Linked DNA regions of Mus musculus: region 2 is linked to region 1. A link is a loop called in an ENCODE intact Hi-C map of the cell type or tissue named here. Cell type or tissue: heart. All regions are shown on one strand.

Evidence for each region. Hi-C counts contacts between places; a loop is a spot of excess contacts. Peaks named below come from ENCODE experiments on the same cell type or tissue, not always from the same donor. Only the 100,000 strongest peaks of a DNase experiment are listed, where the experiment ranks them.
Region 2: it touches region 1 in a loop (3-fold over the local background); 16 of 42 quality-filtered maps call a loop at or near these places.

Annotation. Positions count from the first base shown.
Region 1 is chr10:51,549,597-51,557,596 of GRCm38, forward strand. No RefSeq gene overlaps it. Among named protein-coding and RNA genes, the nearest start is that of Gm46224, 26 kb to the left of the region's middle. In heart, a CTCF peak has its summit at 3,934 (motif pointing right); no DNase peak of the experiment used is centred here; H3K4me3 peaks cover 718 bases; H3K27ac peaks cover 406 bases.
Region 2 is chr10:51,652,961-51,660,960 of GRCm38, forward strand. No RefSeq gene overlaps it. Among named protein-coding and RNA genes, the nearest start is that of Rfx6, 21 kb to the right of the region's middle. In heart, a CTCF peak has its summit at 4,579; no DNase peak of the experiment used is centred here.

The DNA.
Region 1 (8,000 bases):
GTCCCCACTGCAGCTGTTGGCATTACCAGCTAAGTTTCCAGGTTTTCGGCACCAAAATGATATGTTATAATGGCAGGTCGAGTCTCAACAGCACACTAAGCCAAGATGGTTCCACTTGGAAGAGGTTTTATTGGGTGAGAGAGAGGTGGCAACAGAAAGAGAAGAGAGGGAGAGAGGGGGATTCTCCTTATTTACATGGAAAATGCAGGTAAAGGTGGGAGGTGAGCCAAGTGGAAGCTGGGAATATGGTGCCTGTTGCCTTGGCAACCAGTCTGCATGTTGTTGGTCGCACTGTCACTTATGTGATGACATAGGTTTGGGAGGTCTTGATGCCAACACCATCAACCAGGCAGCATACACCAGCTGATAAGAGGCTCCCAACACATACAAAACAGAGGAATGCCAGGTCTGGACTTTGAGAAAATACCCTCAAGACTTGGGGCAGCAGGTAGTGGGGAGGTCTGGTGGGATGGGATTAGGGGTGGGGCATCCTCTTGGAGATGGGGTGGGGGCGTGGAGGAGGTGTGGGATGTGGAATAGTTTGAGGGGGAACTGGGAGGGGGATAAAGTCTGGAATGTAAAAAAAAAAAAAAAGATTTAAAGAGTAAAAAAAAAAAAACAAAACAAAACAAAAGACCAAGAAATAAAAAACCTATGGCATTATTCCAAAATATTTCAAAAATACTGATTAAGAACATATTGGAATATATCAAATAATATAAGAGCAACAAACACTCATATAGAAAGAACCCACAACTTTATGCCTCCCTTTCCACAGTTATAACATAATCTTGAAACTTTCTTTTTGCCAACAACAGAAAAATACCAAACCCTTTGTCAAAAACAACTGAAACTTCAAACTTGCTCTATACTGGAATCTAGTTTAAGTAACAACTATCACACAAAAGCTTCCTGTTGGATTTGGATGACAAGCATTGGCCACACACACAAATTAGGCAATCTACCGAGATATAAAAGCAATCTCACTAACTTTACCACTGTAATTACAACAGTTCTATTTCAATGTTTAATTTTTAAGAGTGCATTATTGAAGCAACCTTCTAGAAATTGTCAATTACCCTTATCAATCAACTTCATTCTCACAGGAGATTAGGCACAGAATCTAAAATGCCATGTTTATACAGTTCATAACTTCAGCCATTTATAAAGTCTCCATGAAGAAGGAAAGTTTGGAATCCTAGTATTCACAGCACTGAAGTGACCTGACATTTTGAGTTAGCCATAGTTAAGCTTAATATGAAACATAGTAGTAAAGTTTTCAGTAACACTTACTGTAACTTATATAACCTGACATTCCCAGAGGCTTTTTATATTGAGAAGTTTGCAGTAATTAGAATACCAATGAAAACATCAGAAAGAAATCATCAAATATAACTGTTTTGAAGAAAACAATTTTAGTACCTACCTGTGACAGGTACAACAAGGGAAGACCTGCCCGTTTTCATTTTTTTTAAGTGTGAATTAAAAGTGTGTTTGCCCCTGAATAGTGGAGTGCTGCATTCCATTGATTTTAGTGTTACTGTGCAAAGATGGTGAGAGAGAATTAGTTCTGTGTGTATTCCCCAGAGCATCTGCATTTCTGGTGCTGTGCTGCAACTGTTGCCTTTTGCTGTCTCTGATGTCTTTCTTATTCTTCTCTGACCTCTTCTTCTGGGCAGAATCTAAAGAAAGCCTGTTAGCAACACTGTTGCCCACAGGTATAAAGCAAACCTGTGTCTTTAAGGCACCATGACAGCTATGCTAAAATCTTCATTTGCACTGTGTTTATTCCAGCTGCTCAGTCCATTTGCTTTCCCTTCATTTTCCTCTCTCAATTTCTTAATTATGTAATTTCTAAAGAATAAAAATTTTAAGTTAATGTACCTAACTTGAAAGCTTAAAATACAAATTCTCTTTGTTACTGTTTCCCTCTTAAGTATTAGAAAGTTAGACCATCAACATTATATTTGTTTGAACAAAGGATAATTCTTGTCCAAACTAAAGACATGAACATTGTCTTTCTTTTCTTGTTTTTCATCTTTTTTAAAAATAGGGTTTAAATTGCCTGCAAGTTAAATGACCTTATACTGACACTTATCAAGTACTGAAATTACAAGCACACACATGTATATCCACTGGTGTTCTGTAACTTTCTCTAAAAGATTAACTAGAACCTATCACCTCAAACATAGGAGTTGCCATTTATTTACTATGTGAAAAACATATGTTTTTCATAAAATGGACAATAAGTTTTCCCTGAGTCTCTGCTCCTGGTTTTACATTTGCTTTTTATATGAGCCATTATATAACACATTAAACCCAATACCACAACATATAGGATTGAAGTCCTGTATTCAAACACAAGTCAGCTGGCTTATTAACATTCCAGATGGTATGATGTAAGAATCAGGTATGCAGTATTAAATCAGTACAATTTTTTACAAGAAAAATGACAACACTTGAACAATTAACTAAAAATTGTTTATTTAGTTGCAACAGATATACAAAGCCAATCTTGGTCAAATATATGGTCATAGGCTTACAAATGCAGGATGAATGACAAATACTATACTAAATTCACGTCCCGGCTACTTACATGTTTTTTTTTTAAGTAGCATTAATAAGTACAAAATTTGTTTGTCTAAGTAACATTAATAAGAACACTTCATTTGTCTTCTTAAAGCTTATGAGTAACAATATCCAAAACTGGATTATACCAGTAATTCATTCTTTCAAATGTCTGTGTACAGTGTTACTCTAATTATACTTTCGACTCCAGACTGAGAGTCAGAGTATAGCCCTACCAGATGTCTTAAGACCCTCACCCTGGTGCCAACTTGACTTCTTGGTAATGATGCTCTGACAAAATAGAAAACTCATAGAAGATAGATCCAAGAACAATTGAACAAAATCCCACCCACTTCTATCTGTCTCAGGCTCTGGCTGAATCTTTCATGCACTATGACAGCCAATTCTGAGTACATCCAACTCTCATAAAAGACAAGTGAAAGAAGAACACAAACTGAAAATAATTAAAAGAAAGCCTATTTAGTCCCAAATCAGAGGAAGCTTGCCTGTTAAGATAAAGGATAGAGTAGGAAGTAAAGACCCACTTAAATATATTTTAAGTGTATATTATACTAGCCCTTACCAAACACCCAGAAGTCAACAAAATGATGTAAGTATTTTAAAAAGAAAAATCAAGCTGAGTGCAGGACTTAAACCCCAGCACTCAGAGACAGAGCGTAGGCAGATCTCTGTGAGTTTGAGGGCAGCCTGGTCTACAAAGTGAGTTCCAGGACAGCCAAGGCTAATCAGAAAACCCTGACTCAAAAACAAAACAAAATTCTGACAGCTTTCCTGTGTAAAGCCATTATGACTCTACATAATCAATAGTAGCATATCTAACAAAAAATGCATGTATTACTAGCAAGAAAGTACACTGTTAACGATGCATACTCTATGCTGTTACAGCAGACTAGACGAATGCACATTTGGAAAACAGCTGTGTAAGAAATATATGAAAAGCCACTATGAACCAGAACAACGTGACCGGGAGAAACCACAAGGAGTCTTAGAGTTGGGAAATACGTTTAGTATTCTATTAGATTTGCCCAATCTAAACATATGACTTATAATTAAAATATTTGGACTGTGTGTTATTTATACAGGCTATTAGGGATGGAAATTTTAGCAACAAATTGGTGCACCTTATGTCCAGCTTAGACTCGAACTAACCTGAAAAGAAAATCCACCCCCTAGCCCCCCTTCCCCCAGTATAAACAACTAGGGCTTCACTCTCAAGCTGTGTCCGGGTGGAAATTACACATATAATGAATCTAAGGGGTCTACAGAGAGCTAACTGAGAGGCTCCCACCCCAAGCCCCAAGTAAACCTAGGCAACAAGCGGTAACAACGCAACCCTGAGCTGGGACACAAGGTGGCGCCAATGTCACAACATAGTTTGGGTTCGCGGAGCCTGAGAGAAAAACCAAGGACCCAAAGTAAAGGCTGCCTGAGAAGCAGCGTTCACAACTGAAGATCAGTAACTGATAAAACTGCAACTAACTTTCCAAAGCTTTCTCACGGACACAACGGGCTGATAAAGGCATCTCGGCCCCAAGCCAACCTTCCCGTGCACATTTTCTGATTTCTGATATCCCCCCCCCACCCCACCCCCCTTATAAACAAGGCACAGGACAGCCAAACCAGCTCTCCCAACTACTTACACTGCAGGCTGCCTAAGAACAATACACCTGCCACAGGCTACATCCCAGACTAAAGGCAGAGAGGGCTCAAAGCCGCAAAAGCCAAGAGTCTTTGTGCAGTCAGCCCCTCCTTACTAATAAAAGAATCCGAAAGGACCACAATTTCCTAAATCGAACACCAGAGGGAACCAAAGATACAAGAAACTCCAGACCAAATAATAACACTTAAAACAGTAATTAACGCAATCTCTTTCTCCTTCACTTCCTCCCATGCGAGTAAGGTTCTATAGAGAATTAAGGAGTTTCTTAACTAGTGACTGTAAAAGAAATGATTTGGGTTTTCTTTTTAACAATCTTAGATTCTCAGAGTATATGTGACCAAAGTCTAAGAAATTAAATTTGCCAAGGTTCATTGAAGAAACGTTTGCATTTTCTACAGGCTAACTCTAAAAGCTACACCAGGATCCGCTCTGAAGTAACACTTTACCAGCAAAACGTGTAATTATAAACAGTGTGATATGCCGCCCCCCCATTAAGCAAAGCAAACATTTTGATTGATTACTACTTAACTTTAACTCAACCAACCTGTCCTATAATAGATTCAGTCATCCCAGAGACAACAGCACAATGCCACAGTAATGAAAATGCAGCTCTACCTTTTGTCTATATAACAAGGAGCTACACTAAGGACTGAAGAGTGCTAATGTGCACATACATTAAGAGCCATGGCCCCAGAGAAATAATGTGAAATCATCTAAACCAGGATAAAGACAACCAGGCAATCAGGTAGTGCTGTATAAACAGGGATCTTAAATGCTAAACGACTGCATATATATATATATATATATATATATATATATATATATATATATATATATATATATATATATAAACACTGACATACATACTGAGAACAATTTCCTGAGGGGGCAAACATACACAAAAATAACCATAAGAAGACTCAAAATTAAGAAAAAAATTGGGACATAATACCCAATAAACAAAGAAAAGTGCTAAAATGAACACAAAGGAAAAATCTAGATTGGGTAAATGAAAACTTAGAGAGAGGTTATTTGGAATCAAATAAAAAAGGAAAATAAAATTAAATAAATAAATAATTGGGGGGACAGAAACTAATAGAACAGTCTCACTAGGCAAATAAGTGGCCGAGTAGTTGTCTTAGTTAGGGTTTTATTGCTGTGAAGAGATACCATGACCAAGGCAAGTTTTATAAGGAAAATATTTCATTGGGCTAGCTTACAGATTCAGAGGTTTAGTCCATTATCATCATGGTGGGAAGCATGACAGCATGCAGGCAGACATGGTGCTGGAGAAGGAGCTGAGAGTTCTATATCCTGATCTGTAAGCAGCAGCAGGAGACTGTGTCCACACGGGGTGTTATTCGAGTCACAGCACCATATAAAGTGTTTGTATAAAAAGAGAAAGAGAAAGGGAGATAGTCTATGCCTCAGTGGGGCCATGCGAAGACATCCCTTCCCCCTGAGGGACCAGCCACAAGAAGGTATAGTATAGAATAGAGCTTATTCAGGGCATGGGGAGGGGAGTCAGGAGTTAGGAGGGTAGAAGAGGCAGGGAAAGGCAGAAAGACAGAGAGAGAGAGAGAGAGAGAGTGTGTAGAGGCTGACCATGAGCATGTAGAGAGAGGGGGGAGGGAAAGGAATGGAGGAGGTGAGGGAAGAGCAAGGGAACAAGGGAATAAGAGCCCTAGAAATCAAGAAAGAAACAAGAGAGGGAGGAGGGGGCAAGCAGTCCCTTTTATAGTGGGTCAGTCCTACCTGGCTGTTGCCAGGTAACTGGGGGGGGGGGTGGAGTTTAGACAGAATGCTAATATTGGGTATAGCTTGACTATATATTACTACCTCAAAGCCCACTTCCACAGTGACACACTTCCTCTAACATGGCCATACATAATAAGGCCAAACCTCTTAATAGCACTACTCCCTGTGGAAAAGCATTCAAACACACGAGCTTATGATGGCCATTCCTATTCAAACCATCACAGTAGATTAATCTTCAAACAAAGTTCATAGCTAAAACTACATTAAAAATTAAAATTTCCAGATATCTTCACCAACCCACAAGACAAACTACTCATCGATTCCAAAGATTAGACCCAGGAAGGGTAGATAGAGCTGGTAAAAGAGACAACAAAAAGGGGTAATTAAGTGACTCAGAATTGTGACCTTTTCCTGACTTTCTCTGACAAAACCAAATATGTTTTCTGCTATGTATGTGCCCTTTCTCAAGCAAGAAAGAACATCAGATCCGTTCTTGGGGAAATCACAGCATGCACCCCAAAGGACCTCAGGGCCAACCCTAATCCTGAGTTTTTGCATGAAGACCCTGAGAGATGAAGTGAAGTCTGGGTTGCTGGACAGACTCCAGGATGTTGGAGTTGCCAAAGCTGTGAGACATCTGCCAGGGAGAGTTGCTTACACTGAGTGGAGCCAGCATGTTAGAGATATATTCTGCAGGCAAAAAGATGAAGGGATGGAGCCATCTAAGCCCTGTGATATCACATACTAAGCTAGAGCACTGCTTTTCAACCTTGCTAACACTGAATCCTTTTAATACAGTTCCTTGTGTTGTGGTGACCAACCCCCAACTATAAAATTGTTTTTGTTGTTACTTCATAACTGTAATTTTGCCACTGTCATGATCATAATGTAAATATTGGTTTTCAGATGATATTAGGCAATGCCCTAAAAATTCACAGCTGGGAATTGCTGACCTGGGGATTTGGCATTTACATAATGCCTTATCAGTCTTGCTTGGTCCAGCATTTTCTGACTATGTTCCCATTTCTCCTTTAAGGAACATTAAATGTATATCCGGTTCCATTGTAGGTTGAAATTAATTCACTTTTAGAATTCATAGGGTTTTACTGAGACTGTGGAAGACTCTTGGGGCTTTTGAAATGGGGTTTTAATTACAGTTTCCATTATAATAATGGCCTCTGAGCCTTCGGGACTGGCTTGAATGAGAATGTCTCCAAGAGGGTCAAATATCTGAACCCTGGTGGTAACTTTACAGCTACACCTTGCTAGGGGCAGACTATGAGGCTAGCACATAGACAACCCTCAATTCCAGTTCACTCTCTCTGCTTCATATTTGGGGTTTAACATGTAATCTTTCAGCTCCTTGCCATGATGGTGTCATCTCTCTGGAAGCACAAGCCAAAATAATCTCTTCCATAAAAATGCCTTGGTCATGGTATTCTATTACAGCAACAGAAAAGTACATAATATAGACTATAAATAATTAATGATTAAAACATTTTTTTCTTAATCTTAAAAGGTTCATGATAAAATTGGGCACCAGAAGAGTAAAAAGTACTCAACACTTGTAACCATTAATGTAGATAGCAATTCCACTAAATACTGCAGTCAGTGTCATCCTCCTGCATAGCAGAACTGCTCCTCCAGCTTCTGGATGCTGGCAGCCATGTACTCATCCTACAACCAAGAAAAGGCAACGCGATAAACAACAGTTACAGCTCCCTGCCACACAATTAACTTTAAAACCACTGACAGATTCACAAATACAGTCTCACTTTTTTAACCCTAAAATAATTAGGGTCCACTGTTCTGATTATTTTGTCTTTAAAGTAAAGCTATAGGTGACAACTAGTGGTATTCATTGTCCAAACTGCAAACGGCCCGTTTTTACTGGTTATTAAATTTTGTATGTTCACTGTACTTTTTTCAAAAATTAGACACATGAAAAGAAAATGTTTACTCTATGCAGATGATTAACTGATAGCACTATGTA
Region 2 (8,000 bases), 100 kb after region 1:
AGCATTCACCTGATATTCACAACTCTCTGTGACTCCAGTTCCAAAGGATCCCAAAACATCTTCTGAACATGTCCTCTTGTGGACACCAGGCACACACGTGTACATGCAAACAAGACTTTCACAAATATAGAAAGCAAATAGAAAAAAAAACCCACAGAGTTCATCTATTTTTCTTCTTGATTTGGGTCAGCTTTCCAGAGGCCAACACTTTCGCACAGCCCTACTCTCTTCCTTTGCGACTCCTCTAATCTCAGCCTGCTCTTCAGCTGCCCTATACTATCTGCCAACTCAGAACCCTGCCAGTCGCCATCCAGTTCCCCTATCTGACCTTAAAACCCAGGGCCAGACCACACTGCCAGGGAAACCTTGATTCCAGCTTTTTAACTAAGTCCCTGAAGGCATTATGCTGTAGCAGCCAAGCAGAAGACCAAGGATAGGAATACCAAACAAACAGAGGAAATTCAAATCCCAGCTCTGCTATGAATTAGCCCCCTCCTAACATTGTAAACACCTCTGCTGGGAGAAGAAAGGGGACATGAACAAAAATTGAAAAATTACACCAACAAATGAACTCCATATAAGCAAATAAAAAAAAAGATGAAAAACCAAAATAACATGTCTCTTCCCTCCAAATATAGATCCTATAATAACAACTTCTAATGAAAAAAAATCACATAGACAAACTTACAAAGAATTCAATCGAATGACTATAATTATGGACAAACAATTCAAAGAAGACAAGGAGATAGTGAAATAAGGAAGTTAGTCTAAGTCATGAAAACAAAGCTTGAATTTCTGATGCCACGGTGTATTCAAATGCTAAATATATTCCAAGATTTGGTTGCCCTAAGATGAGCGAATTCATCAGCTTTTGCTGTGTAAATCTTGCTTCCCTCCCACCCCGAGAAGTTATTCTTGATTGGTTACTAAATTTGCTGACAACCTTTGTAACTCCTTCCGTGGGTGTTTTGTTCCCATTTCTAAGATTTGGAGCTGTGACGAAAGGATGGACCATCTAGTGATTGCCATATGCAGGGATCCATCCCATAATCAGCTTCCAAATGCTGACACCACTGCATACACTAGCAAGATTTTGCTGAAAGGACCCAGATATAGCTCTCTCTTGTGAGACTATGATGGGGCCTAGCAAACACAGAAGTGGATGATCACAGTCAGCTATTGGATGGGTCACACAGCCCCCAATGGAGGAGCTAGAGAAATTACCCAAGGAGCTAAAGGGAACTGTAACCCTATAGGTGGAACAACAATATGAACTAACCAGTACCCCGGAGCTCTTGTCTCTAGCTGCATATGTATCAAAAGATGGCCTAGTGGGCCACCACTGCAAAGAGAGGCCCATTGGACTTGCAAACTTTATATGCCCCAGTACAGGGAAAGGCCAGGGCCAAAAAGGGGGAGTGGGTGGGTAGGGGACTGGGCAGGGTGGGTATGGGGGACCTTTGGGATAGCATTGAAAGTGTAAATGAGGAAAATACCTAATTAAAAAAAATTTGCTGACAACCTGTAACTGAGCAGAAGAGAGGTACTTCAGTTCTGGGCCTGGGGTCTCAGGTCTGAACCAAGAGAGGGAGAGAAGAAAGGAGAAAGGAGTCACCTTGGGGTAGCTAGTGGATCCTGAGAATGTGGCCATCAGGGCTGGCCTGATGAAGCAGGAGCAGCACAAATGGAACAGATGCCCTGATGGCCACATTCCCAGAAGTGAAAATTTTCTGTGATACAAACATGGTAAAGGAATCTATAACTAGAAGCAGCTCTGTAGAGAAAACTAGAAAGAATAATTCATTGAAGAGAAGGATAAACACACCCATGAGGCCACAGGGAACAAATGAACAACACCAGGATAGGAAATAAAAAAGTTCTGAAAACAATATTACAAAACAAACAAAATGACAGGAATTAGTACACATTATTCAATAATAACTCTGATATTAATGACACCAACTCCCAATGAAAAGATAGACTAAGTTGCGTTCGAAAACAAATGTCTTAGTTTGGGTTTCATTGCTGTGAAGAGAAACCTTGACCAACACAATGTTTATGGTACTGGAGAAGGAGCTGAGAGATCAAGAACTACATCTTATTCTGCAGGAAGCAAGAAGTATATCATACTGGACATATGAGCTTGAGCATGTATGAGATCTCAAAACCTGCCTACACAGTGATACACTTCTTCAAACACTGCCACACCTACTCCAACAAGGCTACAAGATCTAATAGTTTCCTCCATATGGGCCAAGCATTCAAACACTTGAGTCTATGGGGGAGTATACCTATTCAAACCATCACAACAGGATCCATCTTTGTGCTGTCTCCAAGAAATATATTTCACCATCAATGATAGATACCACTTCAAATTAAGAGGATGGAAAAGGAATTCCAAGCAAGTGCAATTAATACACAAACAGGGAGAGCTATTCTAAAATCTGGCAAAACAAATTTCAAAACAAAATTAGTGAGAAGAAATAGGAAGAACACTTTATACTAACTAATGAAAAATTCATCAACAGGGATAGTATAACACTAAACATGTATATATAAAACACAAGGGCACCCAATTTTATAAAAGAAATACTATAGATCTAAAACCACAGATTGACTCCAACATAATGGTAGTGGGTAACTTCAATATCCTACTTCCAACAATAGACAGGTCATATCGAAAAAAACTAAACTGAGGAAATCTGAGTTTAATAACATAATAAATCATCTGCACCTAACAGATATCAACAGAGTATTCCATTCATACTCTAAGGACTATACCTTCTTCCCAGCAGCCCAATGAACATTCTCTAAAAATCAACCATGTATTAGAGCACAAAACAAGCCTCAACATATATAGAAAAGTGGAAATTAATCCTGAATTCTATCTGAGTACCATGCAATAAAGCTATATAGCAACCATAAAAATGACAGAAGGAAGGAAAACTCATGGGAGCTAAATGTTATATTGAACCATAACTGGGTCAAGGAAGGAATCACAAAAGAAAATTAAAAAACTCTTAGAATTGAATGAAAATTACAACACAACATACAGCTATCTATGGGGCACAAAAGGCAGTCCTAAGATGAGAGTTTACAAGACCAAGTGCATACATATTTTTTTTCAGAGTTGAGGGAATTTTTGAAAATATAAACTGTAGATCCAAATATTTTGTTAGACACAAGTACAAAAATATTTTCCAATAGGCTGTACCTATATAATCATCCCAGACTATCATATCTAATTTCTTCCAAAGCACTCGGAAAATTGTTTTCTCTTTAAGACAAAAATTATTGTTTGAAGAGAGAACTTCCTAGGCAAGTCAGCAAAAATATTGTTCTTGTGTCATTATACAGACAACTTCCATGTATCTTAACAAAACTTCACAATGAGACTGAGGTCACATGACAAGATGGGTAAGTGCTGCATTTGTTTTGCTGGAAATGATTTTCTATTTTTGCTTAACTCCTATGTGTTCTCAAGTAACTCTAATTGCAAAATACACACTGGCTATCATTCATTTTAAATTGGGTTAGGCCGAATATGCATCCTGTTAGCTTGTATTAATTGCACACGAATGAAGGTCTATGTGCTATTTTAACACATGCAAACACCATGCAAACCATGAACTGATAAGATCAAGCCTCTGTTTATATACGTGTCTTCTCTTCACATTCAGATCAACTTTTGTTAGTTCCCACATGTGTGATAAAATATACAGATTATGTCTTTTTGTGTCTATTTAATTTCTCATGAAGTTCCACAGCTCTACACATTTTGTTGAAAATGAAAAATTCTCATTCTCCTTTGTCGTTAACAAATAGTCACTTGTGGGAATACACTACATTTTCCATTTATTTGTCTGTATTTGCTTATAGGCACTAAGGCTGATTTCTTTGCTTAGCTATTATGCTCAGTGCTTTGAGTAAATATGGGTGAATGCATATTTACTTTAGTTTTCCTTTTGAAAACTCACCAAACATATTTGGATATCTTACTAGGCAAATAAAAATAAAGCATGAGATCAGCCAGTGGTGGGTTAGATTCTTCCTCCATCATTTACTAGGTGGGTGAACTGAGCCAAGCAATTCAATTTCTCAGCTCCTTTAACTGCCAGACGCTAATAATAGTGATCTCCTGGGACCTTTGTGAAGACAGTAAGTATGACAGTCTCCTAAGTGCCCTCTGCCCTCATCAGGAAGAAGGTGAATAACTACTAAGGCTCTCTGTCATTACATTTTGACACGTGGGCATTCATTCATATGTTGTAATTTACTTTCAAAGAACTTTGCCAGAAGTGATAAGGAGATACTGATTTAGAACGCACCATTGCAGCTACTGTAGTAACTATATACTGTGAAGTTTCATCTCCTAAGCGCCAGTGTTCACATTCTAGGCTGAATCATTCTGCATATTTAAAAAGAAACTCTAGAAAACTATAAGTTTTAAAAATTCCCTTGAAGTAAATTATGCAATATAAATATTGGACACATATTCATTCTCATTCAGAAACAAGGTTTGTAATAACTTAGAAAAATATTGGTCAATATCCCCACCTACTGGTTACTCCACACTACAGAAATTTTTAATTAGTAAAAGAACAGCAAAGTCTTATTACTCTCAATATTAATAAGTGCTCTTTATTTTAATAAATTTCTAACAATATTGATGATAACTAACCTTTGTTCAACTTTTATGCATACTATGAAAAGATCACAAAATAATTTAATCACAAAATATTCACAAAATAATAGAACCACAAAATTATATTTTGACTGGGTCAATATAATCTAGTGAAGAAGTAGTTTCCACTACTACTATTACGAGAAATTCACTGCTCAACATACATCCTGAATGTACAATATTCTATGTCTGGAAGATTACAACATCCTATGAAGTGGCCTTTCTGTCTTTATTTTCTACCAATACTATCTTGTTCTTTCTTAACAATTTTCTCATGGTGATAAGAAAGAAATGAGTAGATTTTAAATTAAAAGAATATGATATGTGACAGCTATATATATATTTATAGGGTACAGTGTGGTAGCTCATTCCACATATTCAGCTTATGATGATTAAATCACAGAACTTGTCTTTTCCATCTCCAGAAACATTTATTATTCCTCTATGAGTCTTTTACTGTTCATCTCATACTTCAAAAATAAAAGAGATGGGGCTAGAGAGATTGCTCAGATGTTAAGAGCACTTCCAGAGGTCCTGAGTTCAATTCCCAGCAAACACATGGTGATTCACAAACATCTGTATTGGGATCTGATGCCCTCTTCCAGTGTGTCTGAAGACAGCCACAGTGTACTCATACATAAAATAAATAAATCTTTTAAAAAAAAGATTTAATACATTGTTATAGACAAAACTCATCATGCTGTGCTATGGAAAACTAGGATTTTAAAAGAGTGTTTATTTAGACACATTTGTATGTGTATGGGGATATGTGTGCAAGCCCCCACAGAGGTCAGAGGCATTGTATCTACTGCAAGATGGAGCTATAGTTGGTTATGAGGTACCAGTTATGAGTGCTTTCTGGGGTCCAAAGTCAGGATTTCTGTAAGATCCACAAGTGCTCTTAACCATTGAGTCATCTTCTCAGCACCAAGAAACTAGAATTTATACCTCCCATTTAACAGTATTTCAACTATAGCACATTACGAAGCACAGAGAAGGTGATAACTGTGTGAAGTCACATATAGGATGAAAGAAAACCCTTCTGAACTATCCACTAAAGCCTTAAATTTATAATACATGAAAAAAATCAGTAATAAAGAAGCAACTCAACTCAAAACTGGGCAAATGGTCTGAACAAATATTTCTCAAAAATATATAAAATGATTAAGAAATGTGTGACAAATACTCAATATTACATACTTATTATCAGGAAAATGCACCTCAGAATCATCGAGATCTCTCATCTTACCCTATTTAGAATGGCCAAAATCAAACTACAAAAATGCTTAGGGAGGAAAAATGTGCAGAAAAGGGAACACTTCTGCCTTCTTGGCAGGAAAATAAATCAATATGGCCACAATTGATACATAATTGAAGATGGTATGAATTTTGTTCAAGAAATAAAAAAATAAAAAATAGAACCACTATATAATCAAACTATAGCACTATTTTATATCTATCCAAAATAAACATGATCAATACACAAAAGACACCTGTACTTTTTTTTTTTTTTTTTTTTATGTTTAGCCAAAACTCTGGGTCAACTAAATAGATTATATTTCTTTTAAAAAATGCTTTTTTCACCAGGCAGTGGTGGCACATGCCTTTAACACCATCACTTGGGAGGCAGAGGCAGATGGATCTTTGTGAGTTCAAGGCCAGCCTGTTCTACACAGAGAGCTCCAGGACACAGAGAAACACTGTCTTGAAAAACCAGATAGTAATAGCAATAGTAATAGTAATAGTAATAGTAATAGTAATAGTAATAGTAATAGTAGTAGTAATAATAGTAATGTTTTTCTGATAATTTCATACATGAGTTCAAGGCATTTTGGTTACATCCATTTCTCCCTGCCTTCCCTTCTATTTTTTCCATATTTCTCCACACATACTCTTTTAAATTTATGTCCTATCATCTATCTATCTATCATTCTATCATCTATCTCTATATAAGGCTAAGTATTTAGAAGGCAGTTGGATACTAAGAAAATAGACTTTTAAAAACATTATAAGCCAGGGCCAAAAAATGGGAATGGGTGGGTAGGGGAGTGGAGGGGGAGGGGGTGGGAGACTTTTGGGATAGCATTGGAAATGTAATTGAAGAAATTACGTAATCAAAAAAAATCAATGAAAAAAACATTATAAATAACCATAGATATGGTGCTTATTTATAATCCAATTTTATAATCCTAAAACGTACTTATTAGCTTGGAACAGAAAGATCCTAATTCTGAGGCTGTTGTGTCCGGAAATGTTCATAAACTCCCAAAGACTACCAAGAAACTGATTTCAATGTAATTGCATTAGGGTCTCTTTATTCAAGCTGGAGTTTGGGCTACCCACCAACTCTGACACAGCAGGAAGGTAGAGTCCTGAACCTAGTTTTAGGCAATAATTTATAGAGGCAGTAAGGGGGGGGGGTATCTAGCCTGATACTCATCTGAATGGAGGGGTCATTGTGGCCTTTAACATAATTGGCTGGTGCAGGAAGCTAAACCATAAACTTAACTTCTGTTTTTCTCCTGATTGGTAGTTTTTAGGAAGTGAAGTGCAAGGAGCATGATTGTAACCTGGGGGTGCAGATTTGTTAGAGAATGACCTGGAAACTAGTGCTAGACACAGGTCTTGTTTGGGGGGGGGCAAACTGGAAACTGGTGCTAGATGCAGGTCTTGTTGAGAGGCAGTAATCTAGAAACTGTTGCTAGGTACTGTCCTGTTAACTTGAGTTCAATCTTAGATCAGATTCTCTAAGATGGAGTCTGAACCCAAAAGATCTGTTCTCTCAAGGCCAGTCTGGACTATATAGTGAGACCATTTCTTAAAAAGAGATAATAAAAAGTCTTATAGCTAAGAGGGTTTGTGAGAAAAAACAAACAAACAAACAAGACCAAACTCGTAATTTGTAAAGTTGATTTGAGAGCATTCATCATGTTATCAAAGCAAATGTCCCCCCTTTATTAGCTAGACATGTTACAATTTAAGGACTGCAAAAGGATATTATATATATATATATATATATATATATATATATATATATATCCACATTCTAGACCTTAAGTTTCCACCTAGATCCATAAGAGAATGTTATGTATAAGGAATTAAGGGATGTCTTAGTTACTTTTATACTATTGTGGTAAAGCAACACCATTTATAAAAGAACTTAATTTAAAGCTCACCCTTTCTAAGTGTTAGAGTCTATGACTATCATGGACAACATGGCAGTTGGCAGGAAGTTAGCTACAGGGCTAGAGCAGTAGCTGAGAGCTTACATCTTAATCCACATAGGAGGCATAGAATGAATTTCTTTTAAAACTTC